2 separate regions of the Mus musculus genome follow, and region 2 is linked to region 1. A link is a contact called in ENCODE POLR2A ChIA-PET data. All regions are on one chromosome and are shown on one strand. The core of a region is the stretch at or near the end of the contact, and the rest is flanking DNA. Distances in the headings are between cores, read along the strand shown.

The links. ChIA-PET counts read pairs that join two places held with the same protein, here RNA polymerase II (POLR2A).
Region 2: POLR2A ChIA-PET joins it to region 1 with 13 read pairs in embryonic stem cell. The contact joins the enhancer-like site here to the promoter of Plpp3 in region 1. POLR2A ChIA-PET finds 5 or more read pairs at or near these places in 3 of 5 experiments (Patski and embryonic stem cell).

The regions. Positions count from the first base shown.
Region 1 is chr4:105,154,231-105,160,473 of GRCm38, forward strand. Plpp3 (phospholipid phosphatase 3) reads left to right here and starts at 3,117. Exons shown (of 6, transcript NM_080555.2): 1 at 3,117-3,733. The coding sequence starts at 3,595. It overlaps Gm29838 (a long non-coding RNA gene), which reads right to left and starts at 2,441. Exons shown (of 2, transcript XR_376486.3): 1 at 1-2,441.
Region 2 is chr4:105,243,110-105,249,352 of GRCm38, forward strand. No RefSeq gene overlaps it. Among named protein-coding and RNA genes, the nearest start is that of Gm40217, 73 kb to the right of the region's middle. Within about 2 kb of position 2,647, at least 1 of the 3 ENCODE cell types and tissues checked has a DNase peak (open chromatin) inside an H3K27ac peak, as active enhancers do.

The DNA.
Region 1 (6,243 bases), core at 1,867-4,366:
GCTTTGTTTATCTAAGGAATTACCTAAGGAATTAGGCTGACACTGTATTTTATGGCTTGTTCAAGTCAGTCTTAATGAATATTTCAAATATTCTGTTCCCTTGAACGCTATCCAAATATAATCTTGTTTGCAGAGAGCTACACCTATCACTTAACAGCACAATCCAATCCTTTAGTGAGGAGAGCCCTGTAAGTAGAAATAGAAAGCTTTTATTTAAACATTCATTTATCTTTTTTGTTGTTGTTGTTGTTTTAGTCTGCTTTTGGGATAACAGATTTTTACCTTTCCTAATAAGTGATTGAGGTTAAGCCAGAGAACCTTAATATAAAATAGATTCCTTGAACCGAAGCTAGTGTGGGCTAAAGTTAGCAATCTCAGTAATTTGTAAAAACAGCAATGATGGCTCAGCTATGGTTGGAGAAAAGCTGGGCTTTTAAAGTGCATTTGTTGTTAATGTAAGTCATCTTCCAGAGGAGGAGGAGGAGCAGGTAGGTTGGACTAGCTGAGCTCCACTCAGTTGTGTCTTGGGCAGTGGTTTTCACTGCTGCTCCTTCAGATCTCTAAGACAGGCTTCAGGGTTCAGGCCTTGAAGCAGCAAGTTATGGCCACTTGTGCAAGGGAATGAAGCCGGAGTGGGAAGTGGGAGCGCAGATGCTGGAGGACCCAAGGTGGGCGGCAGGTTAGAGCAGGCGGCAGAAGCTGCCTTTCTGTGCTGATTGGAATTCTGAAGATTTGGCACATTGAATTTCAAGGAGGTTTCTGCACGTGAAGAAGAGGATTGTGAGCATGGAAGAACCTCGGGTACCCAGAATTCCTTTTAGAGTGCTGTTAATTATAACATTAGCTTCGCATTGTTGCTGCTGTTTTCCCAGGTGAGGCTGTGCTGCTTCTCCTGAAGGGGGTTTCAAGGAACTTCTCTTAGATGCCAAGGGGCCTCACCTGCTCTCCTTTGATGGGCGGGATGCCTCTGATTGGCAGCTGACACGTCCGCTCCAGCACTTTCTTGGTGCATCTTGCTTTCAGAAGACAGGACTTTGCCTTTCCTTGCCAGTCTCATCGTTAATTAGGTCCAATGTGGGCTTAATTCAGCATACCTCAAACCCTGAGCACTACAGAGGCTCACTGAGGATAATCAACGGTCCCACGTCAAAGGCCATTTACACAAATGACTAGTTTTTGTTAACTGACACCAAGTTAGACTGAGTGTTGCACGAGTGGCCTAGGCGAAATATTGAAGGTAAAATTAATCCTGTGCTGGAACCAAGCAGGACAAGGAGAGGGGGTGAAAGATCAGGGTGCACCGGAGGAGAAACAGTGTGCTAGTTGAGGGGAGGAAGGTTTATGATGTAGGTAGAGGGGTGGGACCGAAGCGGTAGGCAATAAAAGGGATACTCAAGAGGGCTGGCGGTGGGATACAGAGTTATGGAGTGGCCCACTAGGGCAGTCGGATATCATTTGTACTATCCATCCAAAAGCTAGGACTTGGAGCTGGGGAGATGGCTCCGTGATTAAGAGCAACTAGTGTTCTTGCAGAGGACCCAGATTGGGTTCCCAGCACCCACACAGTGGCTCCCAGTCATCTGTAACTCCAGTTGTAGGGATCTAACAGCCCTCCTTGGCCTTTGTGAGTGCTTCGAGCATATGGCACACAGACATACATGCAGGCAAAACACTAGTCTGTATAGACTGATATAGAATACTAGATAGAATAATCTTTTTATAAAAACTAGAACCAGCTGCATCTAATTCCAGCTCTCGAGAGGCAGAGGCAGGCAGATCTATCTCTGTGAGTCTGAGGCCAGCCTGGTCTACATAGTGAGTTCTAAGACATATTAGGGCTAGAGAGAGAGAGAGAGACCCTGTCTCAAACAAACAAACAAACAACAATGCTAGAACCATTGAGCCATTTCCACCTCTGTATTATAAAGACCCTTGGAAGAAATGTGCATTTGTATGCTATGTACTGTGCTCCAAGCTTGATACTAAGGAAAATGTAAGGGAGGGTCCTGACCCTTCAAGTGTTGATTCTCTTGAAGGAAAAAAAAACAAAAAACAAAAAACCAGCTCATAAAAAAGTAATCAACTTTAAAAATCATATAAAACCATATAAAAAGTATTCAAAGGGAAACATCAGATTCCTTGAAAGTCAAGGCCAATAATGCTCAGGTATGCCGGAGGCCAGCTGGACTAGGAAAGAGGCGGGCAGGCTTGGCTTTGGTTACCCACGTTCAGAACTAGTAGTATTGGCTCAACTCACCGAGCTCCTCTGTTGTGCAAGCTTTGCTGCAGAAGCACATGAGAAAGAATCAATTATATCTCCACCATGACTGCCTGGGGAGAAATATTTTGGTGTCTGTAGTTTACTCGCGGGGAAATTAAGGCACAGAGACATAGGATTCTAGAACAGGGGGTCTGGCTCTGGAGTCTCTTTTTTTTTCGGGGGGGGGGGGGGTGGAGGGGAGGTTCGAGACAGGGTTTTTCTGTGTAGTCCTGGCTGTCCTGGAACTCACTCGGTAGACTAGGTTGACCTTGAACTCAGAAATCCGCCTGCCTCTGCCTCTCAAGTGCTGGGATTAAAGGAGTGCGCCACCACCGCCCAGCCCGGAGTCTTTTACACCGTAGGATCTTCGGAATCTAGCACAATTATCCGGTGCTGAGCGTTAAAAGCAAAACAACAACCAACCTAGCTTTCCTTGAAAATTGAATTTTTAGGATAATCCAATTCAAGGCTGAAATTTGTAAATAAATAAACAAGTAAATAAAGAAAGCATTTTAGTATTATAGACCTCCCACCGATCCTCTCCCCACCTCTAATCAAAGGCCAGCAAGAAAAAAAAATTTTATTTATATGTTTTTTTTCCTCCCCTTTTGTGATGCTTTGGAGTTTCTGAACGCTAGGGGCTCCCTGATTCTCTGGTTTGAGAACAACTTTTTCTTTTACGATTTTTTTTTTTTTTTTTTTTTTGGAAAAGGGGTGGGGGAAATGTGGCCTTAATTATCCTACGTTTTAGGCAGCTTAAGGAAGGGGCTGTGCTTTCTGAATCTTGTTGGAGCCAAGTAAGGAGGTCCTTCTCCTCCCCCCTCGCTTTTTAAAGGCGCTCGTGAAATATAAGCTCAGAAAACAAACCGAGCGATCACAGCGGCAGCCCGGGCGGCAGCAGCAGGAGGAGGAGGAGCAGGAGGAGGAGGCAGAGTTGGAGTTGGGCAGACGCTGAGGAGAGCTAGCTGCAGGACGCTGCGGAGTTGCAGGGCTCCGCGCTGCTCCATTCATTAAGTAGCTGCGGAGGATCGTGGCGGGACGCCGACGCTGCCCACTCGCAAACTCCAGCACGCAGACGCACGCCAGCCGGACGCGTCCGGGGCAGCACAGTTCTGCAAAAGTTCCTGCTCGGGATTTGGCTCTCTTCCCCTTGGACTAGCGAACAGTTTGGGGTTGAGAGGAAAGCAGAGGCGCCCAGAGGGGAAACCTACCCGCGTCTGCAGTTGGAACTACTCCGCCGGGCTGCACTCTCGCCGCCGCGTCCCGAGCCCGCATACCCGCTCCTGAGCAGCGGCGGCCCGCATCGCCCCGGGAGGCTCCCCGCAGCCAGCGCCATGCAAAGCTACAAGTACGACAAGGCGATCGTCCCTGAGAGTAAGAACGGCGGCAGCCCGGCGCTCAACAACAACCCGAGGAAGGGCGGCAGCAAGCGGGTGCTGCTCATCTGCCTGGACCTCTTCTGCCTCTTCATGGGTGAGCGCAGTCCCACGGGTCCCACCCAACCCCTTCCGGGCCCCGGGCCCCGCTGCGCTGTCAGCCCCCAGGGTCCCGCAGCCATCTCCCCCACCCCCGGGCGCCGTGCTGGCCGCGAGCTCCCCGCCCTCCCGGACCCCCAATCCCCGGCCTGCGAATTCAAGTTGGGGCGTGCTTGTGCTTTCGCGGCAGCTGGAACCACCTCCTTAGGGGTGATCTCCAGCTGGGAGTCCGGCCCAGCACCTCGGAAGGTGTGAGCTCGAGCTCCAAGATATGGAGGAAACCTGTGGCTCTCTGCTCTGTATCCGAGTCAGATGCGAGTGAGACCCATCTCGGTCTCCGAGCAAGGCAGGCTCCTGCCGGAGTGGCGCTGCTCGTCCCGGCTGCATGTAAACATCCACCCCTTCCGTCGCGCTGCCTTGCAGGGCCAGTCGCGCTAGCCGGCCTTGTCACTCGCTACTCGCTTGGCTGAAAGCCCCAGAGGGTGGAACGCGGCTCTACCGGGCCAGGTGCTGGGCAGCGAGGAGCACATCACTTGTTGAGCGCCTACTGTGTGCCAGTTGATAGGCCGCTTCCCGGGCATCAGCTTTAAACTAGCTCACTCCCTGACTTGTGCCGGGAGGCCACTGAAAGAAAGGCTGCCTGCCACAGTCTTGCTTGGGGGCCACAGTGGAGCTACACTCCCTCAAAGTTGAGGCGCTAGCTCAACTATTAGAACAGATGCAAGTTTCAGCTGAAAGAGCGGTGGGAGGCTCAGGAATTGAAGTGGGAGAAAAAGGATTTATTAAACGGGGGGGGGGGGGGAGCAATTGACATACATCCAGGGTTGAAGTAAAAAAATAGGACTTTTTCCTTTAAAGCGACTTTTGATGTAAATGTGTGGAAAACTTGTCACCAAAGCATTGCCCCTCTGCCACCAGCTGGGTGTGCCACCTAAGTACCCCCTTGGCCTCAGTATCCTCCTCAGTTGAATGAGTGGATTCAAGTAGATGGTCTGTGAGGCCCCTTCCTGCATTAAGAACTCGGATGCCGTCCAGGAGCCGCTCTGCCAACACGGCTAACGGAAGAAACATCTGTGTTCCCAGTTAAGTTCCCCCAAAATAGAAAGAACTCCTGCACGGAGGCTTCATCCTTTTGGAAGGGGGTTAGCCGGGGCAGGCTGTGGCGACCTGGCTTAACTTCCTTCATTGAAGACTCTTAGGCAGTGGCCTCTTGTTCTTGCCGGACTACCTTCCTTAGAATTCTGTGAGACGATGGGTTTCTTAGAATTTAAAATTAAGAATGGCCCTCTTGTGATAGGGACAGTTGGAGGGAAGATTACGGGCTGTGAAAGGCCAGGGGGCTTACAGTAGTAGTTATGGAGATCCAATTCTCTGCTCAGATCCCAGGCGCTCAACCTTAGGATGCTATTCAGAGGACTTGTCACTGGGGGGCCTGCCTTCCTGGTGGCGGCAGGCTTATTATCATGCGTAGTGAGCCAGATGACTTAAGGTCTTATAATCAAGTTGTTGAATTTTTAAAAGACCCTTCCAGGTCCTGGGGTGAGGAGGAGGATGAGACCACTAAATACTTAGAAGCATAGAAGCTGGGTGCAGCAGCTACCTGGGCTGAGGCCTCCCAGGGTTTGAGTGTCTCCTTGGTGGGTGGGATCAGCACTTTCTCTGGTACCTGTGCTGGCAAGCCCCCTGCCTCCTGCTTTATCCTTAGGAAAGCAAGAGCTGGATTTCCGACGACAGCCTTCGCACCCATTGCTCTCCCTTCTAGACATTCTTCTGATGGTGGGTGGGGTGCACTTAGAAACGTTGCATTCTTATTAGAAGAAAGTGGTGTTAAGCCATGTGCAGAGAGTAATACCTGTTTAACTATAGTGTAAGCAGGGACGATGACACCCCGAGATGTTTTTCTGTGTGTTCAGGGTGGAATGTAGGGGTGTGGTACATGTGCATGCACTTCAACTCTTCATTTGCAGCAAGTGCCTCTCCAGAGTGAAAATTCTAAAACCAGTTGTCAAACTTCGGCATAAGCACAGACTATAGGACAGTATTACTGATTAAATACCTCCTGATACCTTTAATTGGAAAAACTATCTGTAAGATTAGCGTGTATCTTGAGGTAGTTATGCAACATAACTCTGTTTGGCTTCCAAAAGAAGATTTAATAATGCAACATGTGATTTTAATATTCTACGCACTGCTGTCCTAAAAAAAATGTTTCTACTTGGTTCAGTTTTTGCCTGAGACTGTCAGTATGATTTAATTTTTCTACAGTTTATTGATCATATGGTCCGCATTACAGGGTACTAATATATTAGGAAGAGAGACAGTTTTCTATTTATTCTCCCATAGGAATATAGACCAAGCTTCATCTCTTAGTATCTGGAAAAACTAAAAGCTGATGTTGCGATGTGCCTGTTATGTAAGTGGAAATATGCGAGTGGTGTAACTTGCTTCACATACCTTTTGGGAGTGTTAAATACTGGGTGAAAAACAAAAAGCCCACTCTTGTTTGAA
Region 2 (6,243 bases), core at 1,397-3,896, 88 kb after region 1:
ATGATTTGTATATGCTTGGCCTAGGGAGTGGCACTATTAGAAGGTGTGGCCCTGTTGGAGTAGGTGTGGCCCTGTTGGAGTAGGTGTGGCCTTGTTGGAGTAGGTGTGTCATTGTGGGTGTGGACTTTAAGACCCTCATCCTAGCTGCCTGGAAGCCAGTACTATGCTAGATGAAGATGTAGAACTCTCATCTCTGCCTGCACCAGGCCTGCCTGGATGCTGCCAAGCTCCCAGCTTGATGATAATGGACTGAACCTCTGAACCTGTAAGCCAGCCCCAATTAAACGTTGTCCTTTATAAGACTTGCCTTGGCCATGGTGTCTGTTCACAGCAGTAAAACCCTAACTAAGACACCTACCTAATGTGGCAGTAGCTCATGGAGTCTTCCCCACTCAACCTACAACAGCCGTTCTCAAACTTTAGGTCTTGACCCCTTTGGGAGTTGGAATAATCTTTTCCCAGGGATATAGTCTAAGACCATCAGAAAATACAAATATTTATATCATGATTCATAACAGTAGCAAAATTACAGTTATAAAGTAACAATGAAAATAATTTTGTGGTTGGGGGGGTCACCATATTACGGGGTCTCAGTATTAGGAAGGTTGAGACCCACTGCCCTAGATGGATTCTACACTATTCTCTGAAAGAAGGAATGCAGCATGAGACCCAGACGATGGCTCAAGCAGCCAGGTCTCCCTCCTCTGCTTGTTACTTTTAGATGGTGTTCATGTCCAGTCACATCTGGACTGGGCTGTCTCTGCTTCTGCCACACCTGTGCAATAAGGCCTCCATAAAATAAGCCAAAGGATGTGCCTGAAGGCCTTCAAATTGCTGAACATGGGAGGTTTGTGGAGGGCGGCACGTCCAGAGAGAACTACAAGTATTATCCCCGAGCTCTATGAGCCATTTGATGAGTTAATCCAACCAGAGGAGGCGGCTGTGGGAACAGAGATCCTGCATAACAGCTCCTCAGGAGGTCCTGGACTTGGGACTGGGGCTTTAGGCCGATAATCTTTGGTACTGAGCCCTCTATTTGTTGGATCTGGCATTGTGAGTTGGAAGACAGTGTCTAGACAATTCAATTAAAGGACTCCCAGTGGTGCTTCAGACTTCTTGCTTGCTTACAGATGGAGAAAAATCCTTATCACTGATAAGGTCCTGACGCCTTTGATTCTGGTGCAGGGCAAGGAAGTATGCATTGTGTTCCAACACAGTGTGAGACCTAGCCTATAAGACTGGCTCTATAGTCACCCCCTGGGCTCTTCTCCTGGTCTTCAGTTGCTTCTCCTACTCTCCAGATAAGGTGTCCAGAAACATAGACCACACTTCTCTCATTCTTTGTTGTTGCCTTATGTCTTAGAATGGTGCCTACCACATAGTGGACAAGCAATGCTGTAAAAAGCGCTCCCAGTTGGCACTGAATTCATTCTTTGCAATAACTTAAACTAATAATGAAGGCTTTGGCCAACTTAAGGGCTTATATTACAACTTAATGGGCTAATATTACAGCATTTTTACAGAATTGTTCCTCTGAAGGTGGATGAAGATTATTGGCATGGTTATCCAAAACACAGGGATTGAGAGCTGCGAAGTAACTGGGAAAAGAGGCATAGCGAGTCAAAAGAGACGGTTCGCCTTGGTCTCGTTCTTGTTTCAATTTCCTCTTAAAGATGAGGGAGATGAGATAATATTTGTCTGCTGAGCAAACTGACTCAGAGACGGGAAAGTAATGTTTAAAAGCCCTATGGTTATTCCACCCATGAAAATAATGCTGAGATTGCACCAGAGGAAAGCAGGGGGTTCCAGGAGTGGGGCGGGGGTGGAGGGCAGGTTTGCAGTGGGTGAGGAAGAGTTTCTGAAGTTCTGGTCTAATTGATTGCATCCATGTCTGCAATCAAACAAGAACAAGATGAGCAACGGCGGAGAAGAGGGTTTTGGAGGTTGAGAACAAGGACCATGGAACACAGTAGCTCCGAGTAGCAAGAGAGAAAGCTCTGTAAAGTTGGACTATTTGATAGCATGAGGACCCACTCTGCCGTGGTCTGGAGAATCTGTTGGTAATAGTCGGCAAATCCGCGTGCCTTCTGCTCGTTGTCCTTCAGATTCAGGTGACAATGGATAGAGGAACTGGACTGACCAGCTTTGTGTGTGACAGGTACACTCGCCCATTAGATTGTGGCAGCGGGTGGACCTGAAGCTGCAAAAGGAGAGGGATAGAGGGATGGAAAGAGGTCGTGACAGGGCTGTTTCTGAGGCCCTGGGCAGAGTACTTATTTCTCTATCGTCGGTTTTAATAAACACAGATTCCCCTAAGAACATCTGACTTTCCTTTTGTTTTCTTTTCCCTGCAATAGGCTCGCGTGGCACTTCTTACTGTGTGAGGACCCAGCATTTCGGGCAGTTCCTGACGCCTTGGCTCTCTGCCTTCTCCCACCTAGAGAACCTCTCTTTCCCTAGGAAGACCGCTGGGATCCCTGGGCTGCAGGGATCCTCCCGTCGCCCTGAGTGCCTGTCTGTCCTAGGCCTGTGTCCTGCCAGGCTGCCAGGTGGACAGAGAAGCCTTTATTGTCCTCGACTGCTTGGATCTCATCCTGGGCTTCTGAGTTCGGCCGCGTGACTTTAGAATGCAAATACAGTCTGCTTTTGTAGCAGTGTCTTTGTCTGGGGTGCAATCACAGCTGAGGGGATTTTGCACAAGAGCTCCAGCTCCTCCTTTTCGCGGCTTGAGAAAGGCAGGGCGTGGAGACCGCCTAGTGGGCGGGCGGGCGGAACAGGCTCCGCCCAAGGCCATGGGGGTAGCTAGTGGTGTCCCTCAGTCGCTGCCAGGATGGTTGAAGCTTAATATCTTTGTGCCTGGTAGTTTATTATGGGGGTATGCCTGGTCGGTGGAGTTTGGCATTTCCAAGCGGATCGACTCCGTTGCATGCATTTTACCAACACGGTATTCTTATTTTCAGCCACACCTCACGTTTCTGGAAAGACAACTCCCAGCCCTTTCCTGTGTCTGTTCCAGCAATCGGATTAATGTTCCTCCTCAGATGCCCGTGATTCACATATTGCTGTCTCTTTTTAGTCGAAGCAATCGAGACTTGGAGGCTTGAAGTGGCTTATCCAACATCACCAAGATAGTGGGAGCCAAAGTTCAAAATGGACCCCATCTGCCTTCCTTACTCTTAACCTTTTATATTAATCCATCCATGCCATGCCCTCTAGAAGTGCTCAGTGTGGAGGATTAGGGAGACAGCAAGGCAAACAAAGGATAGGTCAAAGTAGGAAGGTAAGTATGTATATGATTCGGAGAAATCCACTAAGGAAATCGACTTTCCCTGGCCACACGTGGTTCAACCCCAGAAGGAACAGGTGCAAAGGGGCAGAGGTCCCGGTACCCACAGAATATAGGAACTAGAAGGCCCTTGGGGAGGGCTCACCCCTTCATTTTACTAAGAAATAAGTGGAGACCAGCGAGGCTTACTAATTATTTAAGATCACAGCATAAGAATGTCGTGAGACTGGGGCTGGACCTCGGGCATCAGGTGTACTGCCCTTTCCCCTGGGCTCTGTCTAGTGGTGTTTGTTTTTTGATATCTCATTAAGACTTGACTTTCTATATTTTTAAATTTTAAAAATAGTTGTCATTGCTTAGGTAAATAAACCTCTCCTCCCCTCTCTCCCCCCCGCCTCTCTCTCTCTCTCTCTCTCTCTCTCTCTCTCTCTCTCTCACACACACACACACACACACACACACACACACACACACACACACACACCAAACTTGTTGAGAAGAAGTTCAATCGGAGGTGGAGAGGGGTAAAAGGAAAATGAGGGTGAATATGATCAAAGCCCATTATATATATATGTGTGAAACTGTGAGAGAATTGGGAATATAGAAGTTCCTTTTTTCTTACTAATAATGGTCACCCCTATGAAAGTGATTTTCCCTTAGCACTTAAAAATGGGCCTTCGTGTATTTTAGAATCCTTTGTTCTTTGTGGTAATAAGTCAACTAAACAGGCACTATTTACAGAGGAGAAAACAGAGACACAGAGAAGCATCTTTCCTAAGCTCCATCTGCACGTTGGAGCCTAGAGCTTGTGCATTCCTGCTCTGCTATAGAGCCAAGGAAGTGAAGAAAGGAGGGGTCCCAGAGGGCATTTAGGACTTAAGATCACAAAGCAAGGGATTGGTGAACACTGGGTACAGAAATCTGAATTCTAGTATTCACCTAAGGAACTGGCTGTAGATGACCAGTGATAGTCAAAGTAAGAGAATGGTAGGCCTGGCATTGAAGACCATGTTTCTCTGTTGAACATAGTTAGATAGGTAATACAGAGAAAGACACATATACAGAGAGCCCCCCCACCCTCTTACTCCCCCACAGATATCCCTACCCCCTACACCACGCATACACACACACACACACCACATACTCAACACAAAACATCATACACACACACATCACACACACCATACATACATACATACATACATGCCACAGAGAAAGAGAGACAGAGATACCACAATATCAACACACACACACTAAACTATACTACACTCCTTGATAGTCTTTCAAATATTCCAAAGACAACCCTGTCTTTGGAGTCTTGACCTTTGCGGGCCAAGTCTGATGTGGGTCAGACCTCATTTCTGCAGCTAGGAATTATCTGCTGTGTGCCTGCCTTAGTGTATGGCAAGGCAGGGCTCAGAACCCGGGTCTCTCTATTGACCCTGTGGTCATTTCCTATCCCACCCATGCCCTAGCTTTTCTCCTGTGGAGCACGTCCTGAGAGAGTCCAAGCATCATCTCAAAAGGCTGTCGGGTGAAGCGCTTTAAGGAGAATCTGCTTGGTAAAACCACTGTAGGTTTGCAGGGGCAGAATGGGAAGTGTGATTCTGGGTCAGAAACTGCTGTGAAAATCTGGGGTTGCATGAACTTGGTTAACACTTCTTAAATATGAGGAAGATCGAGCAGTGAGTAGGCAGAATTATGAATTGGAGATGCAAAAGGAATCTCCCCAAATCTTTCTGTGTGCCAGAAACCCTCAGTGACCTGGCAAATCAGATGCATGAGAGTGATCAGAATTAATGAAATGTCTCTGGCTTGTCTTCACCACTGACAAGGTGTTTCTGAGGGCTTGGCTTCTAGAGAGCACATTTGGGAGGAGACCTGCCACTGGGGACAGATGAGATTTCCTGAGGTCAGGGGCTCAAGCCAGGCTTGCCACTGACTGGCTCTGTGACTGAAGAAGTTACTTCTTTCTGAGCCTTAGTCATCATTCACTCTGTTATGCAATAAACATGTGTTGACTCCTGTGAGCCTGAGGGATGAGACACTTCTGACAACAGGGCCCTTGCTGTGGAAGAACTCAGCCTCCACAGGGAAAGAGTCAAACCAACGGATTGTGTGTGTAGACACACTAAGAGTGTATGCTGGGGTCTAAACAAAGATTCCCTAGCCAGGACCATAGTTAGCCCTTCTAAAGTCGTTATGAACACTTAAATAGTTATGCCTAGGTTGAGCACTTTGGTGTCTACCGTTAATCCTGGCACTCAAAAGTCAGAGGCCAGAGGACCCCTGTGAGTTGGAGGTCAATCAGGACACAAGTTTCAGGTCAACCAGGTGATCCTGGCCGGAAGACCCTATGTAGAAAACAAACAAACAAACAAACAAACAAACAAACAAACCAGTCTCTCCTTTTTCTGGATCAATTTACAGTGCCAGAGTTCTAGCTTGATAGACTGAACACAAATTATTTTCACCCTTTAAGTTTTGCCTTAGGCTAATCAATTCCTGTCTACTGAACAGGCCACAGCATTGAATGTCAAGATTGAGATGTAAAGGGCCAATACAAGGCCAAGGGGGGAAGAATATACCCCTAGTTGCAGGAAGAGAGAGTATGGGCTTCCCAGAGTTAGGCAAAAGTTCCCTACACAGGCACAATTGTGCTTCTTCCAAGGTGACCAGAATGCAGGCTGGGGAGTGTATTAAAGACTGTAGAAAGATGGTGCAGTGGTTTCAATGTATCCTGCAAAGGTTTGTATGTGAAAACACCCTCTGGCTTTGTTAGTGGCATTCATGGCTTTGTAAGAAGAGCCGGCAGGCTCAATCTGTCCCATAGTGTGATGCTCTTCATTGTGTTAAAATGCAGCATGGGACCCTCATCACATGCCAACACCCACATGCCTTCACAGCCACCATCACACACACCACCACAGTGGGCAAAATAAACTGTCATTCTTTAG